2 separate regions of the Homo sapiens genome follow, and region 2 is linked to region 1. Evidence: chromatin contacts called from ENCODE Hi-C or POLR2A ChIA-PET data. All regions are on one chromosome and are shown on one strand. Each heading gives the region's core, a stretch centred on a gene start or an enhancer-like site at or near the end of the contact. The rest is flanking DNA. Distances are from core to core; before and after follow the strand shown. Region 1 has its middle 51 kb from the start of ERO1B. Region 2 holds the start of EDARADD (EDAR associated via death domain).

The links. Hi-C counts contacts between places; a loop is a spot of excess contacts on that map. ChIA-PET counts read pairs that join two places held with the same protein, here RNA polymerase II (POLR2A).
Region 2: a map of psoas muscle shows a loop between it and region 1 (5-fold over the local background). The contact joins the promoter of EDARADD here to the enhancer-like site in region 1. A Hi-C loop is called at or near these places in 4 of 168 maps with a recorded cell type or tissue (MCF 10A, astrocyte of the cerebellum, endothelial cell of hepatic sinusoid and 1 more). POLR2A ChIA-PET finds 5 or more read pairs at or near these places in 6 of 52 experiments (CD4-positive, alpha-beta T cell, H1, IMR-90 and 3 more).

What each region holds. Positions count from the first base shown.
Region 1 is chr1:236,329,782-236,336,304 of GRCh38, forward strand. No RefSeq gene overlaps it. Among named protein-coding and RNA genes, the nearest start is that of ERO1B, 51 kb to the left of the region's middle. Within about 2 kb of position 3,535, at least 3 of the 41 ENCODE cell types and tissues checked have a DNase peak (open chromatin) inside an H3K27ac peak, as active enhancers do.
Region 2 is chr1:236,391,005-236,397,527 of GRCh38, forward strand. EDARADD (EDAR associated via death domain) reads left to right here and starts at 3,282. Exons shown (of 6, transcript NM_145861.4): 1 at 3,282-3,501. The coding sequence starts at 3,441. RefSeq lists an enhancer at 3,904-3,953 and a silencer at 4,154-4,563.

The DNA.
Region 1 (6,523 bases), core at 2,285-4,784:
TTGGATAAACTAAAGACATTTGACCTCAACTTTCTCAACTTAAAAAAAATTCAATTTTATGTGGACCCATTATTTCAAGGATTGATGGTACTAACAGGATTTAAACTATTAATTGCATTTCGCCAGTTTTCAGAGAATGTTTTTTTAAGGGTCAATATTACAAAAACTTTGAAGAGAAGCTAGAATGAGAGGTGGTCCTTTTGTTGCTATTTTAAGTATTAGTTTGGAAATGAGAAAGAATATGCTATATGATTATCTGCAACCTACTCTCATATCTAAAACAAAAGTTTTTAAAAATTAATTCTTTATATCTATCTGTCTCTATCTATCTATCTATCTATCTATCTATCTATCTATCTATCTAAATATATATGGATTTTTTTTTCGAGGCAAGGTCTTGCTTTGTCACCCAGGCAGGAGTACAGTGGTGCAATCTCAGCTCATTGCAACCTCCACCTCCTGGGCTCAAGCAATCCTCTTACCTAAGCCTCCTGAGTAGCTGGGACTATAGACGTATGCCACCACACCCAGCTAATTTTTTTAAATATATATTTTTAATTATTTGTATCTTTGACAACATAAAAAATCTTATTTTATGATAAGATTTACTACTAAAAACCACTATGCAAAATAGTGGTTTCTGTAAAAAATTTAATGCTTAATATTTTTTATGTTCTTTGACATTCCCAGAATATATGTCTGTTTAAGTCTCAGTTATGAAGAGACTATAAAAATTCAATGTTTTGACATATTAAATCATCCTCTCATCACAACATAGAGATGAGGAAAATGCAACCAGAATGCTTCATGTCTTTCTTTGAGCTAGGTAGCAGCACATGGAGGGCCTGCCTTTAGACAAGAGTTTTTCCCACAATGATGTGGACAGTAAGATATCAAGTTATTAGGAACTCTCAAACTTAGATTTGTTAATAATCAACAATCACAAACATTTGAGGAAAACCAACGTCCTGAGAGACAGTAATCTCTATACATGAGGAGACTTTAACGAAGCAGAAGGGGGTTCTAAAATAACTATAGTTAATATTTTTGGAGGGCTAAGAGTCAGTATCACCTGCAGAATGTGGACTGGATGATAAGAAAAGGTTTTGCATAAGAAAAATAGCTTTTAAAGGTAAAAAATTCAACAGACGGGCTGAATAGCAGATAAGACACAATCCAAGAGCAAATCAGTGAACTAGAATATAAAGCGAAGGACTTCTTCGAGAATACAACACACAACGAGAGGCAAGTTATGAAAGAAAAGTTAAAAGATAGGAGGGACAGATCCTCGAGTTCCATCATTCCCAAGTTGCTTTGCTGATGTGACTGTCATAAGTAAAGACCGGCTTCTTGCTTTTCTTCTTAGCCCAAAATAAGTTCTGTTAGCCAGGCTTTTCTCTTCCCTGGATTTGAGGTATTGCACACCCCATTATAGAGGCCAAAGGCACCACCACACCTGAAGAGCTGAGGAGGTACCAGCCTGGCCAGAGAGCATGCCCTCTTTTTTTTTTTTTTTTTTTTTGAGATGGAGTCTTGCTCTGTTGCCCAGGCTGGAGCTCAGTGGTGCAATCTCGGCTCACTGAAGCCTCTGCCTCCCAGGTTCAAGTGATTCTCTTGCCTCAGCCTCCGGAGTAGCTGGGATTATAGCTGTGCACCACCACACTGGCTAATTTTGTATTTTTAGTAGAGACGGGGTTTCACCATATTGGCCAGGCTGGTCTTGAACTCCTGGCCTCAAGTGATCTGCCTGCCTTGGCCTCCCAAAGTGCTGGGATTACAGGCCTGAGCCACCGCACCCAGCCTTGCCCTCTTGTGCCACATGGTCTGAGGTGTGGTCCTGCTCTTTGTATCCTGGCCTGCTGCTCCTCCTTCCCAAGCCAAGGCTTTAAACTAAAGTTTGCTCCTGGAACAGCCCAAATAAATGAGGCTTATGCGTGGAGTCTCCAAAGTTCTTTAACTAATTTAGCCTGTCCTGGGACCACACATAGCCCTGGCACTTGGCCCAGACTTTCAAAAAATAGAGGCAGAAGTACTTCTCTCTCTTTCACTCTTTAGCCTCATACCAACTAGGAGTTCTTAGAAGTTTCATTAGCAACTTCTAGGTGCAGCTTCTGCCGCATTTTCACTGAAAGCCCAATTAAGGGCTCTCACTGTCACTACTATTTAAACACACACATAAGGCCAGGCATGGTGGGTCACACATAATCTCAGCATTTTGAGAGGCCAGGATGGGAGGATTGCTTTAAGCCAGGATTCAAGACCAGCCTGGGCTACATGACGAGACCCATTTCTACAACAACAAAAATACACACACACACACACACACACACACACACACACACATATATATATACAAACACACGTAAGCAATTAAATTTAAAAAACAAAAACAAGCCAATGTATATGAACCCATTGGTGGCAGCCCAGGATGTGAACAAGACTAGAGTTCCCTAACTCGTGAACACCGACAGAGGCTGGGTTCAGAGACCAGTGACCCTGGACCATTGGCAGTTTCCACAATTGTGCAAACAAACTTCCTAAATTCTGATGGACAACACGCTAACTCTGAGAGGGTCACAATATGTCAGCACTGAAAGAGGAAATCAGTTTGAACTGAAAAAGGAAAAAGTGGCTCTGCTGTGAATCAGGCTCAGAGGACAGGCAGAGAGACCAGCTGCAAAGGTCACGAGAATCATCATTTCTCTAAGGCAGGGGTCCCCAAACTCCCGGGCTGCAGACTGGTACCAGTCTGTGGCCTGTTAGGAACCGGGTTGCACAGCTGGAGGTGAGCACGCATTACCACCTGAGCTCCGCCTCCTGTCCGATCAGCAGCCACGTTCGATTCTCATAGGAGCACGGACCCTACTGTGAACTGTACATGCGATTCTCCTTATGAGAATCGAATTCCTGATGATCTGAGGCGGAACAGTTTCATCTGGAAACCATCCCCCCTGCCACCCTACACACTGTCTGTGGAAAAATTGTCTTCCACAAAACTGGTCCCTGGTGCCAAAAATGGTAGGGACTGCTGCTCCAAGGTCATGCTGCAGTTTGAAATGTCATAAGGATCACAAGGATCCCCTCTTTGAGTGACTACTGGTTTCTCACCAATGATGCCCCCAGACCTGCTTTGTGAATCTTGTCTATTACTGGCAATACCCAACTGGGAAGGGTTTACGACAGCACCCATGTCGTGATTAATCCCTGCTTCTATGAACCCCACTTTAGACACCACAACCAATCCAGAACTGATCTCTGCTTCCCTTAGGTCTGCCTCAGACTCCTACAGTGGGATCCTAAACCTTGCTAAAGGGGCATTTCTCCTCCCTCATTTTGAGCAGGATGCTATGGTTCCTATGGAATGTCCCTCTCACTGCATCGAGTCAAAAAGTTCGATTTGAACAGGCTACAGGCTTGTCCCTGGTGGTCTTTGGAAGATTCAGCTTTAATACCTCTGAGAAATTTCCCGATAGACTGGATCATGAAGGGGTGAGCCGCTTCTCTGAGGCCTGTTTTGCCACCTTCTAATCAGGAGGCACAGCCAAGATAAACCCTCCCAGGTGCCAGTTTCTCACAGGGCTCCAGGTGCCAGTTCTTAGGACAGCTCTGTTTTAATGAGCTCTTGACGAAAGAGTCCATCAATATTGGGTACAAAGTGCACTGATAAGTTATCCTAATATGAGGGAACATTTTTTGGGTGCCAGGCATTTCCGTGTATGTGCACACACCAAGTTTGTGATAAATGCCTGACAAAATCTAAAACATGTGAAACTCAGAATAACCCTTTGAAGCAGGTACCATTTTTTTTTTTTTTTTTGAGATGGAGTCTCACTCTGTTGCCCAGGCTGGAGTGCAGTGGCGTGATCTCGGCTCATTGCAACCTCTGCCTCCCAGGTTCAAGCGGTTCTCCTGCCTCAGGAGTAGCTGGGATTACAGGTGCCCGCCACCACGCCCGGCTAAGTTTTGTATTTTTAATAGAGACCGGGTTTCACTATGTTGGTCAGGCTGGTCTCGAACACCTGACCTCAAGTGATCCACCTGCCTCAGTCCCCCAAATTGCTGGGATTACAGGTGTAAGCCACCATGCCCGGCCTAAAGCAGGTACTATTATTTCGATTTCATAAATTGTGAAACAGGGACACAGAACAAGAAGTAGCAAAAAGAAGAACCAAGATTTGAATCCAGAATGTCTGACTTCACATTCAATCTTAACCAATAAAAATATAGACCTGGTTCCAGCTTCAGCTCAGCTGTAACCTTGCCATAACGTTGGATAGGCTGTTTATGCCTAAGGTTCAGGCTCTTTGTCTGCAAATTAGGGATGTTCCAGGACATATGATTCCCAGGCCATTCCTGTGAACTCCATTTTGGAAATTCAACTACCTACTTGACTTTATATCAAGAACTGTGAAGGGTCTGAGACTTTGCCCAACCTGCTAGCAAAGAAGCTAGCCTGCCATAGTTTCTTGGATGCTGACAGAAATTACAAGGTGTTGAAGTCAGAAATGAAGAACTTTATTCCTCATAGCACAGCAGGTAGCATGAGCTTCCTGTTCATGTCAGTTCCCCTGGCTCCCCAGATAACAGAGAGCAGCTCAGGTGGAAGCTGCACATGCAGTAGGTCTGCATCACAATGAGGAACTCTGAGCACTGGGAACCCAAACCTTTTAAAATTGACAGCAGGCCAGCGCGGTGGCTCATGCCTGTAATCCCAGCACTTTTGGAGGCTGAGGTGGGTGGATCACTTGAGGTCAAGAATTCGAGACCAGTCTGGCCAACATGGTAAAACCCTATCTCTACTAAAAATACAAAAAAAAAAAAAAAAAAAAATCAGCCGGACGTGGTGGCACACACGTGTAATCCCAGCTACTTGGGAGGTTGAGATAGGAGAATCACTTGAACCTGGGAAATGGAGGTTGAAGTGAGCTGAGATCATGCCACTGCACTCCAGCCTAGGCAACAGAGTGAGACTCCATCTCAAAGAAAAAAAATATTTTTTGACAGTAAGCCTGTCTGATCTTTCCCCAGAGGGTGACATGGTCTTTATTGCACTAGGCAGTAAACAAATCTGCCCTCTGCTTTGGAAAGAGACATTCCCTCTATAGTCCAGGAATGTTTACTATATTAACATCACTGACAATGTAGTCTAGAACAAACGCTTTCAGTGCCTCTGCTTACAAAATGTGCAGAAATGGAGTGACTGATGGAGAATTGTCTCCAAACAATATCCACTTCTTATTTCTACACTCTTGGCTTCTGGTGAATTTCGTCATAAGTGAGTCACTTTGTCAGCCACTCTGATTGCTCTGACCAATAGAGGCTGGGACCAAATCTATTCATTTTATCCGACACAGCATTTAAAGCCAGTATCCACAGGACCCAAGCATCGGGATGAGGCCAACTTACAGTATTGACCTCAACCATTTGCCCCAAGATCCTGGACCAACCCAGCTAAACAAATCTCATAAACCATCATTATCACTAAGGTTCTGTACTGACCTCTCCACGTGGCTTGAGGCATTAGCCCAGGTGCAGCAGGACGTATTAGTGAGGCACAGTCTCTGCCTTGGCCCACAAGAAAGAAACCGAGAGCAATTCTGACACCTGGCTGATGCGTCCAGGTTGACCTGACAGGTCCAAAGTGGTGATAATTAAAGTCGGGGACAAATTTGTACCACTTTTTCTAACTAGATGACTCCCATGGTAGAGAAAACAGACTGTAATGTGTGCATTAAAATGGGTCGCTTGGCTGGGCATGGTGGCTCACATCTGTAATCCCAGCACTTTGGGAGGCCAAGGCAGGCAGATCACCTGAGGTCAGAAGTTCAAGACCAGCCTAGCCAACATGGTGAAATCCTGTCTCTGCTAAAAATACAAAAATTAGCTGGGCGTGGCGGCGCATGCCTGTAATCTCAGCTACTCAGGAGGTTGAGGCAGGAGAATCCCTTGAACCTGGGAGGCAGAGGTTGCAGTGAGCTGAGATAGCACCACCGCACTCCAGCCTGGGCAGCAGAGTGAGACTCTGTCTCGAAAAATAAATAAATAAATGAATAAATAAATAAATAAATAAATAAAATGGGTCAGTTATCCCCCTGGAAGTTTCCCCCAAGACACCAAGAATAGCTTCATTTTGGAGAGATCTCTGCAGTTACCTTAGGGCTACTTAATTCCCTCGTGGTGTTTTCTTAAATACTCTTAAGGTCTCTTAGGCCCACCCCTAAAATACAAATCCATGTATTTTGGAAGGAAGACAAATTAATGCATAGCTTCCACACCAGAAGTGCAGTGTCAGGGGACCACATGGTGCCCCTGGGAAAAAAAGTAACAACTGTTGGGATCCCCCAAGTAAGACCCATATCAGTTGAAGGGCATAGGTTGAGTGCCTCCAACATGGCTTCCTGGCAGGCTGAAAACCCTAGAGTTCCCAGCTTAGTGTGAATAATTGAGTCTAGTCCTTGTTTTGCTTCAAGTCCAGTTTATCCAGTTTGTCCACATCACCAACCAGGCAGTGTTCATCTACCCA
Region 2 (6,523 bases), core at 2,032-4,531, 61 kb after region 1:
GGTGTGATCTCAACTCACTGCAACCTCCCCCTCCTGGGTTTAAGTGATTCTCCCACCTCAGCCTCCTAAGTAGCTGAGAGTACAGGCGCCTGCCACCACGCCCAGCTTGGGCTAATTATTTTAAGACCGGTCCCCCTGTCCCTGTAAAGATCCCACGCACCTCCTCCACTCAGTGGCTCACTGTAGCAATGCCCTGAAAGGCTGTAATTGAGTCATATTCCAGCCCCTGGACTCAGGAGTCAGGGGTGATGTCGCCACCACCTAATTGCTTGGATTGAGGATGGGAACAGTGATTCTCAAGAAGAAAACTTGGACACTATTACCAGAAGTTAGTACAACTGCCTTAAAGCACTCTGGGCAAAATTTAACAACTGTCTGTTCCAAAAATGCAGAGACATGGAAACTTAGTAACTCTTGTTGGGGCATCTTCCATCACATATGATTCACTAAGGGTATATCAAGCAAATTCAACTGTAGGAACTGGCACATTCTGAGGCATAGGGTCTCTTATGTTCCTAAATTTATATTTTACCATCGTGGTTCTAGCCACTTTTCTGTAGATCAGTCCCACTTGAGCAGCCCAGTTTGCTGGGTTTTATCTGTATGGAATGTACATATCCTTTGAAGTAAGACACATGTGGTTCAATAATGTAACTTTTTAGATTGCAGAAATTTCACTGTAACACTTACCTCAAATGGCATAAAATAAGCAAAAACATGTATTCTGTGATGAATCAAACAAAATATATTTTGAGTTGTTGTTTCCCCCATTTAAAACAGCACATTTCTGATCATTGTCATCTGTTTGTGAAAAGACATGAGACCAACAGTCCTTTCCACACTTACGGCTGCAGCCTTGTGCCCATGAGTTAAAGCCTCGGAATTTGCCTGAAACTTTCCCTGTCAATCCGAGATGGTCATGACCAAGCCACTTTGCTTCCATACATCTTCAGTGCCTCCTTCCACACACACATCTTTCCTGGTTTAAACTTTCATTTCTCCAGTACTATAGCAAAACAGTATTTGCAAATCTCTTTTGACCACAAACTCCTAACAGTCAGGGACTTCTCATTTGGATTTCCCCAGGGCTTGGAATTTTGTTTTGTTCATGGGGAGGGGGTGAGATTTTTAAAATTGCATTAATGAATGAAACCAATCAATCCATTGCTCCATGCTGTGTACAAACACTGTAATAAATATTGGTTGACTTCTTATAACTAAGGCAATAGGAGCTTCTCTCAATAAACTAAATTCCAAGGAAAGAATGAAGGTAGGAAAGTAGCTGGTTTATTTGCACCTACTATATGACAGGCCTTAGTTTAGGTTTGTTTGTTTGCTTGCCTGGAGACAGGGTCTCATTCTGTCACCCAGTGGTGTGGTCTGATCATAGCTCCCTGAGGTCTGTAACTCCTTGGCTCAAGTGACCCTCGTGCTTCACCCTCCGAGAGTAGCAGGGACTACAGGCATGTACCACCATGCTCAGCTAATTTTTTTTTTTTTTTGTCAGAGTCTTGCTCTATCACCCAGGCTGGAGTGCAGTGGCACAATCTCAGCTCACTGCAGCTCTGCCTCCCAGGTTTAAGCGATTCTCCTGCCTCAGCCTCCCAAGTAGTTGGGTGCCTGCCACCACACCTGGCTAATTTTTGTATTTGTATTTGTATTTATTTATTTATTTATTTATTTTGAGATGGAGTCTCACTCTGTCACCCAGGCTGGAGTGCAGTGGCATGATCTCAGCTCACTGATCCTCCACCTCCTGGATTCAAGTGATTCTCCTGCCTCAGCCTCCCAAGTAGCTGGGATTACAGGTGCCTGTCACCACGCCCAGCTAATTTTTGTATTTTAAGCAGAGACGGGGTTTCACCATGTTGGGCAGTCTGATCTCGAACTTCTGACTTCAAGCGATCCACCCACCTTGGCCTCCCAAAGTGCTGGGATCCAGCTAATATTTAAATTATTTTGTAGAGACTGGGTCTCAAAATGTTGCATAGGCTGGTCTTGAACTCCTTGCCTCAAGCAATCCTGCCACCTTGGCCTCCGAAAGTGCTGAAATTGCATGTGTGAGCCACCATGCCCAGCCAGTATTTTCACATAAACATTATTTCAGTGAATTCTCACAATCCTGCAGACACTTGCAGACTCAGTTTTGGTTTCTTACTTAATGTAACACAACCTTAGAGTGACAGGTCCATCAGCGAAATCCAGCATATTTGACTCCATGATTACCAAATGCACTATCTCCATTTATTGGAAAAGGAAAATTGGAGGTCACTCAAAGAGCAGTGAAGTTATGGAAATATGAAATTTTTCACATGACTCTGAGATTGAGTGTTTGGGTACTATCGGGAAATGTTAAAAATGTCCATTTTCTTTTCTTTCTTTCTTTCTTTTTTTTTTTTTTTTTTTTTTGAGACAGAGTCTCACTCTGTCGCCCAGGCTGGAGTGCCGTGGTGCAATCTCAGCTTACTGCAACCTCCACCTCCCAGGTTCAAGCGATTCTTTTGCCTCAGCTTCCTGAGTGGCTGGGAGTACAGGCATGTGCCACCAATCCAGCTAAGTTTTTTGTATTTTTAGTAGCGGTGGGGTTTCATCACATTGGCCAGGCTGGCCTCGAACTCCTGACCTCAAATAATCCACCTGCCTTGGGCTCCCAAAGTGCTGGGGTTACAGGTGTGAGCCACTGCACCCAGCCCAAAAATGTCTATTTTCAATAGTGGTTTAAAACACTCTTGGACAGCAAAAGAAATAAAAGTTGAAGGACATTGTGACAGCAAATTGATTGTATGGGAACTCTGGTGAATGCGAATCATTTTTAAATTACTTTTTTTGTAAAGTGCAAAACAACAATAGCACCCATTTGCGTCATACTTTATAGTTCGCAAAGCACATGGGAAAAATAAAGGTAATGATGGGGATCGTTGCAATTCATAGGAAAGGAGGCACGAGGAAATGAAAATGAAAGGGAGTAATAACTACGTAACTAGTCAATCTTCCTTAAAAAAAAAAACCCTTAAAATATACCACCATCTTCTATTTGATATAATGCAGAATGGGAATGATAAAAACATGAATTACATTTCAGAGTTTCAAAAAGCAAACCAGCTTTATAGCAATGCTTGAGGTTGGGCTGCTAACAAGCTCACTCAACTAGTGTTTCCTGACGGCCAACGTCAGAATAATTCCATCTCCATGAGAAGTACAGAAAGAACCACAAACCAAACCTCCAAATTGATTCTAAGATAAAATACCCTTAAAAAAAATTTCCCTTCCTATCCGAAGGCAGACCAAGAGGAAGTTTATCCTCCCACCTACAAATTCCCCAGAGAGCTTTCATCTAGAAGGTTTGACTCTGGCCAGACAACCAGCGAGCATCTTCTCGCAATCTGTTGCTTCTTCCATGGCAAACTCCAGAGAATTAAGAAGCCAAACTCAACATCGCCATGGGCCTCAGGACGACTAAACAGATGGGGAGAGGCACTAAAGCTCCTGGTCACCAAGAGGGTATGTAGGCATTTGCTGTCTTCCTGGATTTCTCAGAGCTGAGTTTTTAGCCAGAGGTTGCTTATTTACGATAATTCTTGGATATATTATACACTAAATACTATTATTATCTTTTTCGACCCGACTTTTATCTTTCTGTTCTTATGTGTGAAGGCAGAGAAAGATTATTTAGAGCTCTTCAAAGATTCCTATTTAATTTAAAATGCCTGTCGCCTTCCTATAATAGGCTTATGATGGATGATAGCTTTAGTTAAAATGTAGCAATCTTAAATATATTCTTCATAACCAATTCCAACGTGTTCTCACTTAAGTAATGGGTATAAAACCCCACTTAAGCGTAATATTTTAAATATTTGAAGCCATCTTTTCTGAGAGAACCCGAAGCTGTTTTTTCTAGAGAAGCTGTGAGTGTGTATTGGGCGACTTCTGTTCACTCCTTTTCTGCAGCACTCACCCTGGAGGTCATGTAGTAACTAATGCCAAAGAAAAATCAAAATAGAAAGTACCAGCGTGTGCCATCATGCAGCGGCAGAGCCTGCTTAAAGATCAGGAAATTTGTCTAAATATCAGATCGCCGGCGGGCATCTCAGCCCAGGCCTGTGTAAGGGGAGTTCTGGTGTCTCAGCTGAGGGCGTGAGTAGGGAGCCAGGAAAGCGACCCGCGACTGCAGCCGTTTCTTAAGGCCAGTCCTTCGCTCGCAGTCTGTCCCGGGCGGCAGTCGTGTCAGCCCCCCGCTAGGACCCGCCCAGGGGGACGTGGGTACCGGGCAGGACGCGCGCTCTGGGCGCTGGGGACGCCCGGGACACTCGGGGCCCCGCCTTGCGTCCCAGCCCCGGGTCGCGGCACCCCGGCTCCCGCCCCGCGCCTCTGGAGGGAGGTACCGAGGGACGCGCAGCGAAGGGGCTTTGCTAATTGCCAAAGCAGGAAGTGAGCTCGTGGAAGAAGCGAAGGAGGAGAAGAAGAAGGGAGGGGAAGGCGGAGGAGGGCAGGGGCGCGCAGAGCCACGGTTTGCTCCAGGCGCGTCGGAACCGCAGGACTTTTCATCCCCGTGGTCCCACGGTCCTCCCGCGCCCCGGAGGCCTGCCAGCCCCGCTCGGACGCTCGTTTGCCCCTAACCCGCCGCCATGGCTTCACCGGACGACCCTCTGCGCGCAGGTAAAGGGACACAGCGCCGCGCCCGCTCCTGGAGCGAGCACCGCGGGGCGGGAGCTCGGGAGGCGCTCGCAGCAGCCGCAGGGCTATCGAGGCCGGGCCTCGGCGACCCCCGAGGGAGGCCCGGGAACCACCCCCGACCCAGGCGCCAGACCCGGAGTCGCACGGGGCTCCCAGTCCAGCCCCGCGAGCGGCTGCTGACCGCCCCTCCCGCGCTCGCCAGGGCCCCTGCCCCGCGTCAGCCACCGCGCGCCTTCCCCCTGCCCATGCCGCAGCCCCCGTGGCTTTTGTTCTGGACTCGGGATGCCAGGTTGAGACACGTCCTGCAAACCTCTGGCAGAAATGGGCGCAAGGGGGTGGATTTCGTTTTCGCCTCCCGGGCTTTTTCTTTCTCCCCGCTCACATGCCTTCTCATTACTCCTCTTCCTCTCTCCCATTGCACTTTGATGAAATGGTTTTGTCTGTCTAAACATTGGCCCTCGGAGCTATTTCATCAGATAGTATCCGCAGAATCGAGAGGCGGATCCCACCTGTGGGATCCCATCTGTGATTAGAATGGCCTCTAGTTCTGTCTTTATTTTAAAATATTGTGTGTTGGTACCCGAGGTCGGAGTGGAGATTTTTCTCTATTCTCTCACGTGAATCTAAAATCCGTCCCAGACCTCGCTTTCCTGGAGTTCTCTCTCTCCGCTGTCCTATAACCTAGACGGTGACATCCGTGGGTGTTTCTTGAACACACGAATGAATGATCTATCCCTCAGAGTACACTGGGGCTTTACTTGGTTTTGTTGAGGTTGGAAACACTGAAGAGAGTTACACAGAACCTGATATAACCGTTTAGATAAACGCGTTTCCTATTTCATTTCTTGAGCTTGGGCAGGGGCCGAGTTTGAATGTTCCATCCTTAAATTGTGGCTTCAGCAGTCAAAAGGAGACAGTGTGTCTGCAGGTGGTCAGAAGACTACACCCAACAACTAAGTTGGCATTGTGATGGCTGGGTTTGGGGGCGTTTCTTGGAAACTTCAAAGAAAGATCTACCTTTTTTTTTTTTAAGTGGGGATTGTTAAACATTTTATCAATTGGATGCGGAAAATAAATACATTGTCTAGATATTCTTCCCCATCCCCATACCTATTGTTTGAAAAAACAGAAGGGGAAACAAAGGGAGAAACCCTCCTACTGCCCCATCCCACTCCACTCCTACCCTAGCATCCACCTCCTTTTCTGAGAACTGAATTGACAAGGTGCCAAGGGGTGTTTTAGGCTGGATTTTACTACTAGTGGCCTCAGATCTCATTAAATGATGATTGCAGGGGTGGGGGGTGGGGGAATTCAAAAAGATCTTGAGAGAGATACACTGCATGGAGATAAAATGTAAAATCTACTTGGGCTCCCCTAAATCGACAGTACCAGGCAAGATGGGGGCTGGGAAACAGCTCAGCAGTGACCACAGTGTGTAAAAAGCTCAGTGGCTGGGTGCAGTGGCTCAGGCCTGTAATGCCAGCACTTTGGGAGGCTGAGGCAAGAGGATTGCTTCAGGCCAGGAGTTTGAGATCAGCCTTGGCAACATAGTGAGACCCTGACTCTACAAAAAATAGAAAAATTAGCCAAATGTGCCAGTGCATACCTATAGTCCCAGCTACTCGGGGGGCTGAGGCAGGAGGATTGCTTGAGTCCAGGAGGTCGAGGCTGCAGTAAGCCACTGCACTCCAGCCTGGGTGACAGAGCAAAAACCTGTATCTCAAAATAAATAAATAAATAAATAAAAAGCTACAGGTTCCAGATTTCCCAAGATGGTGTTCTTAGTCTGCCCAGCCCAGCCAAAATGGATGTGCACAACCTGGAACAAATGGGCAACATGGAACAAAGG